Linked DNA regions of Homo sapiens: region 1 is linked to region 2. Evidence: chromatin loops called from intact Hi-C (ENCODE). Cell type or tissue: endothelial cell of umbilical vein. All regions are shown on one strand. Each heading gives the region's core, and the rest is flanking DNA. Links, peaks and the distances in the headings are about the cores only.

The links. Hi-C counts contacts between places; a loop is a spot of excess contacts. Peaks named below come from ENCODE experiments on the same cell type or tissue, not always from the same donor. Only the 100,000 strongest peaks of a DNase experiment are listed, where the experiment ranks them.
Region 1: a loop joins it to region 2, with 2.6 times the contacts of the local background. A loop is called at or near these places in 12 of 110 quality-filtered maps.

What each region holds. Positions count from the first base shown.
Region 1 is chr6:13,523,939-13,529,319 of GRCh38, forward strand. No RefSeq gene overlaps it. Among named protein-coding and RNA genes, the nearest start is that of GFOD1, 39 kb to the left of the region's middle. RefSeq lists an enhancer at 2,877-2,996. In endothelial cell of umbilical vein, for the core only: no CTCF peak of the experiment used is centred there; DNase peaks (open chromatin) are centred at 2,913 and 4,483; H3K27ac peaks cover 1,641 bases.
Region 2 is chr6:13,351,564-13,356,944 of GRCh38, forward strand. LOC105374936 (a long non-coding RNA gene) reads left to right here. Exons shown (of 3, transcript XR_926496.3): 2 at 966-1,036; 3 at 2,058-2,177. Among named protein-coding and RNA genes, the nearest start is that of TBC1D7-LOC100130357, 26 kb to the left of the region's middle. RefSeq lists a silencer at 4,053-4,142. In endothelial cell of umbilical vein, for the core only: no CTCF peak of the experiment used is centred there; DNase peaks (open chromatin) are centred at 2,928, 3,308 and 4,088; H3K27ac peaks cover 2,720 bases.

The sequences.
Region 1 (5,381 bases), core at 277-5,276, 170 kb after region 2:
TGGGCTGCAGGAAAAGGCTGCCTGTGCTCTGGGCCCTCCAGACTTGACAGCTGCGACCCTGAGCCGGTGTTTGACAAACAGACCAGGCAGATGCCACACAGTGCCCTGCAGTGTCTCTACCAAGTGACACAAAAAACTAAACCATTCTAGGAAGGAGGAGCAGGTCAGTCAGTCAGCTTCTAAAAATACCCAAATAGGAGCATAGAAACATCCCATCACCCCATGTCAATCAAGAGAAAGTCACAGAAGAATATGTTTGCCAGAAAAAAAAAAAAAAAGGCAGCAGGAGCTGGTAGGAGAGCCCCGAGATGAAGAAAACTTGTATGAGGGTCATTTAAATGCTGGTAGGATGGCCTTTAGAGGCAGCTGCTTGGAGAGTCTCATAAATGGCCTTTGGGTAGTGGTAGCATTTGCATCAGGCCACAAGGCCCTGCCGCTAGCTGGCCAGGCTCAGGGAGGACTGCGGGCTCTGAGCGTGCTATGGGCCTCAGGCCATGCTGTGGAAAGTCAGCAAGATCACAGAGGAGCTGAGCCAGCAGGATTTTCCAGAAATCACCTAGGGCAAGAAGAACAGAGCAAATTATATGTGGGTGGTTGGAGCCCAGAACCGGAAACTGTAACAGCAAACTTTTTTCTGCACCTCTGTACCAAAAACAGCCGGAGATGTGGACAAGGACCACTTTTGGGAGTGGGGAGCACGATCTATTTAAGCAGCATCCCATATACTGGCTCCTGTAGAGGGAGGCCCACTTAAGAGGAAATGTAAACACAAACATCCTGGGACAGCCTTAGGTGCCCATGCAGTCTAGTGTCGCACTCCCAGGCTGGGCCCTTCAGATAAGCAGTGGTGGTCTCTGTAGCCCCTCAACTCTCCGTCCATTCCAGCCCAGTTGCACTGTCTCTTTTCTCATGGCTGAATATTCCAGTTTAGCCTGAAGTTGCCTCCTTACATAGTTTACATTCAGCTTAAAGGTGTCTCCATACACAGTGAACTGTAACCCAACTAGAGGTATAAACAGATTGTAAATTACTCTAGGAACAAGTAGTGGAGTCTCAGCCAATCACAACAAGCAGCCAGCTGTTCACACCATGTGCAAATAAGGCAGAAGCCAGGCGGTAACCAATCTGGCTGTTTCAGTAGTCACTGTCCCTTTCATTTTTCTGTCCCTAAATCCTCTCCAACCATGCGGAATTGCCAGTTTCTCTAAACCTTTTCTGATTTCGGAGGCTGCCCGATTTGCAAATCACTCTTTGCTTAATTAAACTCTATTAAATTCACCTTGTCTAAAGTTTTTCTTTTCTTTTTTTTTGAGACGGAGTCTTGCTCTGTTGCCCAGGCTGGAGTGCAGTGGCGCAATCTCTGCTCACTGCAACCTCCACCTCCTGGGCACGAGCGATTCTCCTGCCTCAGCCTCCTGAGTAGCTGGGATTACAGGTGCCCACCACCATGCCCGGCTAATGTGGTGGCTCACGTCTCTAACCCCAACACTTTGGGAGGCTGAGGTGGGTGGATCATTTGAGGTCAGGAGTTCAAAACCAGCCTGGCCAACATGGCGCAAGTTTTAACACAGGTCTTCCCCTGCCTTATCCTTCCTTGTCACCCAGGTTTCTAGACATGCCTGCCTCCTAGCCAGGGAGTGCTGGCCTCAGGCTTCTGAAGAGCATCATGCTTCCAGAAAGCTGAAAAATAAATTATACCTCCCTGACACATGCTCACTCCTCCTGCATCACCATGACAAATTCCCTCCAAAATCACCACACTGCCTTTTCTCTTCTCTTCCCCGGATAAAACTACATTCCCCATAATGATTAGACGAGAAACAAACACCCATTTTTCCTTTAGGAAACCCTCCTAACTTATGAACCAGAGCAAAGACCCATGCAGGACAAAAAGGAATCTTCTACAATGTGTAGATCAGATGATCTTCAGTTTGTACTTCATATTTGTGGTTTAGAATTTACAAAGACCAGCTAGGCATGGTGGCTCACACCTATAATTCCAGCACTTTGGGAGGCTGAGGCAGGCAGATCACTTGAGGACAGGGGTTCAACACCAGCCTGTCCAACATGGTGAAACCCCGTCTCTACTAAAAGTACAAAAATTAGCCAGGCGTGGTGGCGGATGCCTGTAATCCTAGCTACTCGGGAGGCTGAGGCAAGAGAATCACTTGAACCCAGTAAGCTGAGATCGTGCTACTGCACTCCAGCCTGGGCGTTGGAGTGAGACCCTGTCTCAAAACAAAACAAATATTTACAAAGACCTTTCCTACACATGATCACATTTTGGTCTGACAACCACTAAGTGAGACAAGCATTACTAATCCCATGTAGATGTTTAGACTCGAAGAGTTTAAGAGTTTAAGTAATAGTTCCAAGGTCACCCATCTACTCAATGGCAGAGCTGGGATTCTAACCTTATCATATAATTCTGAGTAAAACCCTTCCTCCAATAAAATAATAATAAGAACTACCTGTTTTGAGCATTTACTATGTGCCATGCCCTATGCTATGTACTTTACACACTTAAATTTAGTTAACCCTCAGGAAAACCCTATAAGATAAGGTTGTGCTATTATGATGCCCATCTTAGGGATGAGGAAAACTGAGGCACAAGGAGGTTAAGCAATTGCTGAGGTCATGCAGCCATACCACTCTATCCTATAGCTTCCTAAATTTTTGCTAGTCCTACTTCACTGCAAACCGCAAACTCAGGCTAGGAAACAAAATAATAAGCACCCCTATAGAAAATTTGGAAAGTACAGAGTCAACAGTTAAGACCCTGGCAAGAGGGGCTCATTTGCAAGCTCAGACCTAAAACAGCAAGCTGCAGGTGTTGGCTACTAAATCCGTGTAAACAGGCATCACCAACTTATTTTAAGCCTCAGTGAAAAGGTTAGTCACAGTATCAGCCAGAGCCGGGCAGGAAACAGATGGCACACTCCAAATTGCTTAACTGAAAAAAAAAAAAAAAATGTAATGAGGGGACTATTTACGGAAGTGCAGGCAGGATGAAAGGACTGACTCTACCAGGGGCGGTGTGGCACCAGGGGCGGTGTGGCACCAGAGAAAACAAACGCTGGGAGTGGTTACCCCCCTAGCACTGCAGGGGCAAAGGGACAGAATATGGTACCGCAGCCCAGTGACCGCCAGAGCTGGGAGAGGGACTGCTTCCCAGGAGCTGTGGGACAAAGCCACTGCCAGGGCGGCCTTCCTCCCTTCCATCCCCGCCAGGTGCCCCCATTAGCCAGGAATGCCCAGAAGCTGTCAGGCAAAGAGCTTTGGTGAAGCTGTCCCTAGAGATGCATCTCCTGGGCCACACAGTCAGGGTAGAGAGAGGTGGAGAATGAATGGGGATGACCCCTCTCATCCTGACCCTGCCCACACAAGGGCTTTAGCCAAAGCCACACAGCATTTGAGCACTAGTTGCTTCAGCACCAATGTGCTCTGGCTCATGTTTTCTCTAAAAATGCAACTGTGGGCCGGGTGTGGTGGCTCACACCTCTAATCCCAGCACTTTGGGAGGCCGAGGTGGGCGGATCACCTGAGGTGAGGAGTATGAAACCAGCCTGACCAACATGTAGAAACCCCATCTCTACTAAAAATACAAAATTAGCTGGGCGTGGTGGCACATGCCTGTAATTCCAGCTACTCAGAAGGCTGAATCACTTGAACCCGGGAAGCAGAGGTTGCGGTGAGCCAAGATCACGCCATTGCACTCCAGCCTGGGCAACAAGAGCAAAACTCCATCTCAAAAAAAAAAAAGCAACTGTGTTAAGCACACCAAACATTAAAAGGAGCACCAATATCTTTTCCCAGAGGCTGTGCCGTCTTCCCTTTCTTGTGGCATTCAATCAGTGACTGCAGGGCCTTACTGCCTGGCCTCATATATTAAACAGGACTTCCTTCTTGGTTCCTCCACTTTGATAAAGAATGGGTTGGTTCCTCAAAAAATAATCATAGGACTGCCATATGATCCAGCATTCCTACTTCTGGGTATATATCCACAAAAAGTGAAATCAGCGTGTGGAAGAGATATCTGTACCTTTGTGTTCGTTGCAGCATTAGTCACGCAGTAGCCAAGATGTAGAAACAATCTAAGTGCCTATTAGCAGAGGGATGGTTAAACAAAATGGGACACACACACATTATATATATATATATGTATATATGTACATATATACGTATATACATATATATACGTACATATATATGTACATATATATGTGTATATACGTGTATATGTACATATATACACGTATATATGTATTCTTCATTGATAAAAAGGAGGAAATCCTGTTATTTATAACATAGATGAGAACATTATGCTAAATGAAATAAGCCAGACACAGAAAGACAAATATTGCATGACCTCACTTATTTGTGGAATCTAAAAATGTCAAACTCATAGTAGAATGGGGTTTGGGGGGCTGGGAAGTCAGGGGAAATGGGGACATGGTCAAAGGATACAAACCTGAGTTGTAAGAGGAATCAGTTCTGAGGCTCTAATGCACAGCCTGGTGGTTATATTTAATAATCGTGTATTATATACTTGAAATTTGCTAAGAGAGCAAATGGAGTGTTTTCATCACACAAGAAACGAAACAGTAACTATATAAGGTGACATTTGTGTTGATTAACTTGATGCTAGTAGTCATTTCAGAATATATATTTATATCAAATTACCGTGTTGTATGCCTTTAATTTCTATTTTTTATTTGTCAATTATATTTCAATAAAGCCAAGGGAAAGAAATCCCCTCCCCCAAAAGAAAGATGAGTTGAAGCAAGATCTGAGAGCTGTATTTCTCTTCTGCATCTGTCTTTTTACTTTTAGCTTCTCTCACTTTTCTTTTTTTTAAAAAAATGTAATTCAAGAGGAAGGCAGCAACAAAGAGCAAATCAATTTCCAGCCTGGCTGTGCTTACACAGTCCTGGAGCAGACAGTGTGTAGTTGTCAATGTAGGCAGAGGTGACAACTTCTGCACCAACACCTCTGATAGGGAGTTGTGTCTGCCTGCCAAGCATTTAGAGTGGGAAAGGAGGAAAGGAGAGGGCGGGAAACGCACGCACAGCTCAGGCTGTCACCATGGAAGGGGGAGAGGAAGGGCTTTCTCCTGATAATCAGGAAAACAGAGAGAGTAGAGGTAAGCAAGCTTGAAAACAAAAAGCAACCTCCAGGGCCCCAAAACAATACAGGCAATGCAGGGCCTGCTTATGGCCAAACCGTGAGGCCCGCAGCAACCTGGGGCGGCCCTCCCAGCCTGCTGGGCCATTTAGGAGACCCAGAATCTCAAAGCCCAGGTGACAACTGCTTTGTAATGTTTGGGCAGGCGAGGGAGCGGGGCTGACTGGAAGAGGAATTTATATATATAGTTAGCCATA
Region 2 (5,381 bases), core at 240-5,239:
GGAAGGAGCCCTTTCATACCGCTACAGCTCCGTGTTAGCGGCCGCCCGTGGAGAGGGAACTGTTTCCATGAAGAAATACAACTCGTCTTTTTGCTTTTAATTTCTCTAGAATGAGTGGACTCAGAATGGTGGCAAAAGAGGCAAAGTGAGAGTAGGCGTCTCCAAAATGTCAGGCTGGTGACTGGACCAGGGGCAGGAGGAGCAAAGCAGCTCAATTACCTGAAGAGCTTCAAAAAGTTTTTTTTTGTTTTTGTTTTTGTTTTTTTAATTGTGGTAAAATACATGTAACATAAAATTTACCATTTTACCATTTTATTTATTTATATATTTTTGGAGATAGGGTCTCTCTCTGTTGCCCAGGCTGGAGTGCAGTGGTGTGATCTTGGCTCTCTGCAACCTCCATCTCTTCGGTTCAAGCGATTCTCATGCCTCAGCCACCTGAATAGCTAGGATTATAGGTGTGTGCCACCATACCTGGCTAATTTTTAATTTTTGTAATTTTAGTAGAGATGGGCTTTCACCATGTTGACCAGGCTGGTCTTGAACTCCTGGCCTCATGTGACTGCACGCCTTGGCCTCCCAAAGTGCTGGGATTACAAGTGTGAGCCACCATGCCCGGCCGAATACATATTTTAAATTATAATTTTTTAATGCAGATTTCATTCAGTAAAGCCATTGAAAAAGAATGAGATTGTTCTGTGCTGATGTGGAGAGATGTTAAAAATCCTTATTTTTTAAAAAAAGGATTTTTTTTAAAAAAATATACGTATATACGTGTATACATAGAGATACACGTATATACGTGTATACATAGAGATACACGTATATACGTGTATACATATAGATACACACACATACATATATATATATATACACACACACACGTACATACATATTCCATTGCTTCTGTCCCTCTAAAGAACCCTGACTAATACACCCTCTCACAGTGTAATGACCTTTGCCAGGTTATGCCACAGCAAGAAGACTCTCACCAGATGCCAGTGCCATGCTGTTGGACTTCCCAGCCTCCAGAACTGTAAGAAATGAATCTCTGTTCTTTATAAATTACCCAGCCTCAGGTATTCAGTTACAGTAACACAAAACAGACTAAGAAATGTATCTTTGGCAATCTGGTGAAGCTAATGACCAATTTTGGGAATAATGGCCCCCCTCCCTGCCCAATAAGGTTTTTTTAAAAGAAATTATTTTTATTACTATTATTTTTGAGACAGGGTCTTGCTTTTTCACCTAGGCTGGAGTGCAGTGGCACGATCATAGTTTGCTGTAACCTCAAACTCCTGGGCTTGAGCAATCCTCCCACCTCCACCTTCTGAGTAGCTGGGACTATAGGCACACACCACCATGTTTGGCTAATTTTTAAATGTTTTTTATAGAGATGGGATCTGGCTATGTTGTCCAGGCTGATCTCAATCTCTTGGCCTCAAGGGATCCTCCTGTCTTGGTCTCCAATAAAGTTTTTAAGTGTGCAAAACAGTATGCATATAATTACAAAATAATAAATTATATTGATGTATCGTTCTCCAAATTTAAAAAAATTATCAATAAAACAATGTATAAGCCTTTCATTGAAGTATTAAATAACAAAAGCTGGTTGTGGTCTACTGGTTTCCATAATCTCAGAGAAGTAATGACTATAAATGCCACTTCAAGATATCGCAAAACCAATAATGAGATCTGAAAATAGATGTGAAGCCTAGGCAAGATGGTAAGACCTCGTCTCTACAAAACATTTTTAAAAACATTAGCTAGGCATGGGTCCACATTGGTAGTCCCAGCTACTTAAGAGGCTGAAGCAGCAGAGTTGCTTGAGAGCAGGAGTTTGAGGCTGCAGTGAGCTGTGTTTGCACCACTGCACTCCTACAGAGCAAGACCCTCATCTCAAAAAAAAAAAAAAGATGAAAATAGATGTGATTTCTATTGGTGATAAAGACACAGATATTGCTTACACAATTGTGATTTGTTGTCATAATCAAAGAAAATACTGAATTTCACTTAGAGTTAGTGAAAATAAAGATGCATTTTTTTCCCCACCTAAGTTCAGAGACACCCCTGCCCCCAGATTCATACTCCAGGCTGGGAGCCACTGGCATAACTGACGGATGAAAAGAAGAGAAGAATGGACACAGAGAGATTGGAGGTGGAGAATGAGAGCAGGCTTGTAAGGAATGAGATCCAGCATTAGAAGGGAGAGATGTATCTTTCCCTGTGACTTGGTTTCCCCATTCAAGGAAGAGGAAGTAGGTGGGTACAGCATATATTAGGTCATCAGGAAAGCAGGTAAGGAAGCTTTCCTCAGATGGCCTCAGAGTGAATGAATGGATGAATGAAAGCAAGAGGTTGTTTTAAGCAAGTAAGGGAGAAACCCGGATGTTACAGGAAACCTAAGGAGAGAAGTTCCGGAACTGATCTGAGGACTGAGCCAGGGAGTCCAGGAGAGCAGAGGCCAGGGGCTAGATGGAGTGGGTGAGCATCCATTTCTGCTGGCCAGGCTGGTTCACCTGGGGACTTTCTTCAGAAATTCTGTGCTGCAGGAGGAGACAGCAGATTGAAGTGACAGCCTAGTGGGTGGATTCTTTGAAAGCTGAGGAGGAGTGAGAAGCCTTGTGCGTGCGTCAAAAATAAATAAATAAATAAATAAATAAAGGCTAAATGGTAGATTTCTGAGTGGAGAGTGTGTTTGAAGGGGCCCAGGGAGGGGACTAACACATGGTGAAATGGCAGATGCTGAATCCTTGAAGACTTCAGGTTCAGGGGATTTGCAAATCGCAAACGCAACAAGAAAGGACGAGGGGATCCAAGGTGCACTCGGGGTCTTAAGGATGTTGCTCATTTAACACAATTGTTGGCATTAAAGAATTTCCAGGAAATGTCAACAGTTGGGTAGCTTTGAACAGCCCTAAAAGTGACTCAGCCAGATGGTTCCTGTAAGAATTCCTCCCTCATTCCTCCTTGTCTGCCGTCCTCCTCCTCATACAAGCTGTTTCCAGAGTGCAGATTAAGGCTTGTCAGCCAAAGAGGAACCCTACTTCAGATATCTCAGGCAACATTTACTTATCTTCACAAGCTTCCTTATTTTAAGTGCAGAGCCCTCTGACCTTTCGCTGTTTGTTCCCCTTCATCTAATTTACCCTACGTGAACTACCGCTTTTCCTGCTCCCTTCTCCTTCCCTTGCTGGTCCATTAATGCCAGCTCCTTCCTCTCTTTTTTTCTCTCCATCCTTTCTTCTCTCCTGTTTCCTCAGGGAGATGTCGAGTTTTAGCACTTCACAGCCGGAGTGATACAGAGCTGCTCTTTCCAGGCTAGCTCTGTCTTTTGCTTCATGGCAGAAACTTGAGTGTCAAGTCCGGATCCCTTGGCCTAGAACTCTGAAGAGTCAGCCTCATTTGTTAGTTCCGAGACAGACAGCTTTGGGAAGCTGAGAAAGCGCAGATCCTGGTCTTGCTCCTCTCCCTGGAGTTTCACTAGCTCTCAGGCCTGCTTGGCCTTTGCTTCTGAGGAGTCTGGAGTGATTTGCCATTCCCACAGGCGCCTCAAATAGCCTATGTCTGACTTAAATCTGATCTAGACCCTTTCATCCTTCCTACAAGGGAGTTAATGACATAGGGAATTTCAACACTGAGCCTGAACCTGTGGGGTCTGTGCACATGACCTGCACATCAGGTGCAGCCCCTCAGGCCTTCCTAGGGTCCCTCCTTCCCAGGGCATTGATGGCCAATGATGAGCAGGTCAGAGACAAAGGGGCATACATACACATGTATTCCAGACTGTTGTTCTAGGATTGAGTCCCTTCAATGAGCGAGAAATGAATTAATCTATAATTGCCCAAGAAGGCTTCTAAAAGTGACTTAATCTTTCGCTTTCATTCATGGCTGAAGAGAAGCAGTTAAGGTGATTAGAATCTGTATAAAATCAGGAAAGAAAGGTGTTTCTATAATTAGAATGACATTTTAGAGGAAGTCCAACAACCAGCTTAGGTAGTTTATCTTACAGAGTTGTGGTTGGACCACAGCAATGCTACAAAAGCTGTCACAGCTCAAGTCATCGTTCAGGAATTTACCCAGCAGATGTAGACTCAGAGATAGGATTCAAAAGGGAGCCTCAACTTGAATGCACAAGGCAAAGGATTTTGAATAGCTTCCATTTGCATCAGTTTTTTGTAGCAGTCTTGGCTTAAGTAAATTGTAACACTGCGCTTCTGGCGGTGACTTGGCATAAACTCTGTGAAGTGATGTGCCTTCTTCATCTCTATCATCTAGACTTCTTGGACAACATTCCCTGCAGGGGCCATTACTACTGCCAAATGCATAAGGGCTGGGGTGGAGGAGTGAGGGCGCCAAGCCCAGGGGATATCTAGGCAGAGGGATCTTTCCTGCTTAAGCAAAAGTTAGGTAAATAAGGGTCAATAACATGGTAGCCTATGAATTAGAGTGAGGTGAAGTTATTTTTGTTTTCATTTCTATACAGAGTTGTGCATACATCATGTATCTGTAATTCATTCTTACAGTAATTGTAAGTCATTTCATTTTTTAGATCGAGTCACCCAGGCTTGTCACAACAGGTGCTAAAAATGCACAAGATAAAAGAAGCAAGAAGTGAAACCGGAAAATGGTTCTGTGAATCAGGGAGGTGGGGTGTATAGACAGACATCAGAGGACACCCAGGTTTCTCTTCATTTCACCAGTAAAGAGCAACCTGAATGACTTACCATGCAATTATATCTGTTCTTTTTAAGCAACAGTTCAGAGACTATGAAAGCAGCGCTGATCATATCATGTGGTTTACTAGGAGGCATATAATCGCAGGTTTACAAAGCAAGAAATGGGACTAAATTGAGACAAACCAACATCACAAAGAGAATCCAAAATCCATGAAAGAAGAACTAGCTCCTAGATTTAAAATTTATATAACTGGTTAGGAGATTCGAGTTTTCATTGAGGGTTGGTTCTCAAGTCACATTGCTGAAAGAAACTTAGGGGAATGGATGCCATCGTGATGACACTTCACATTTGGGTGGATGGTGCTTTTAGTTTTGACAAAGCACTCTCCTTTTTGGCCTTATTTAGAACTGCTGTTAGATTTACTGCAGAATCATGTGGTATGAGAATGTCATATGTTCAAGACAATAATCTATGTGGATACAGGGGGTTGCTACAATGTTATCATAATAGATGGACTGAATTCTGGATGTATTTATATCAGGACCTGCTCATGAAGGAGTGAATGAGATTTCAGATTTTGCAGTATTAATTCTTATTTTTAAGTGAAGGGGAAACCATAGACCAGAAGGAACATTCATGAGCATTCTCTAAGACTCAGCAAAAGATAGAAAGGAAAGGCCAGCCCCTCCATAAAACACTCT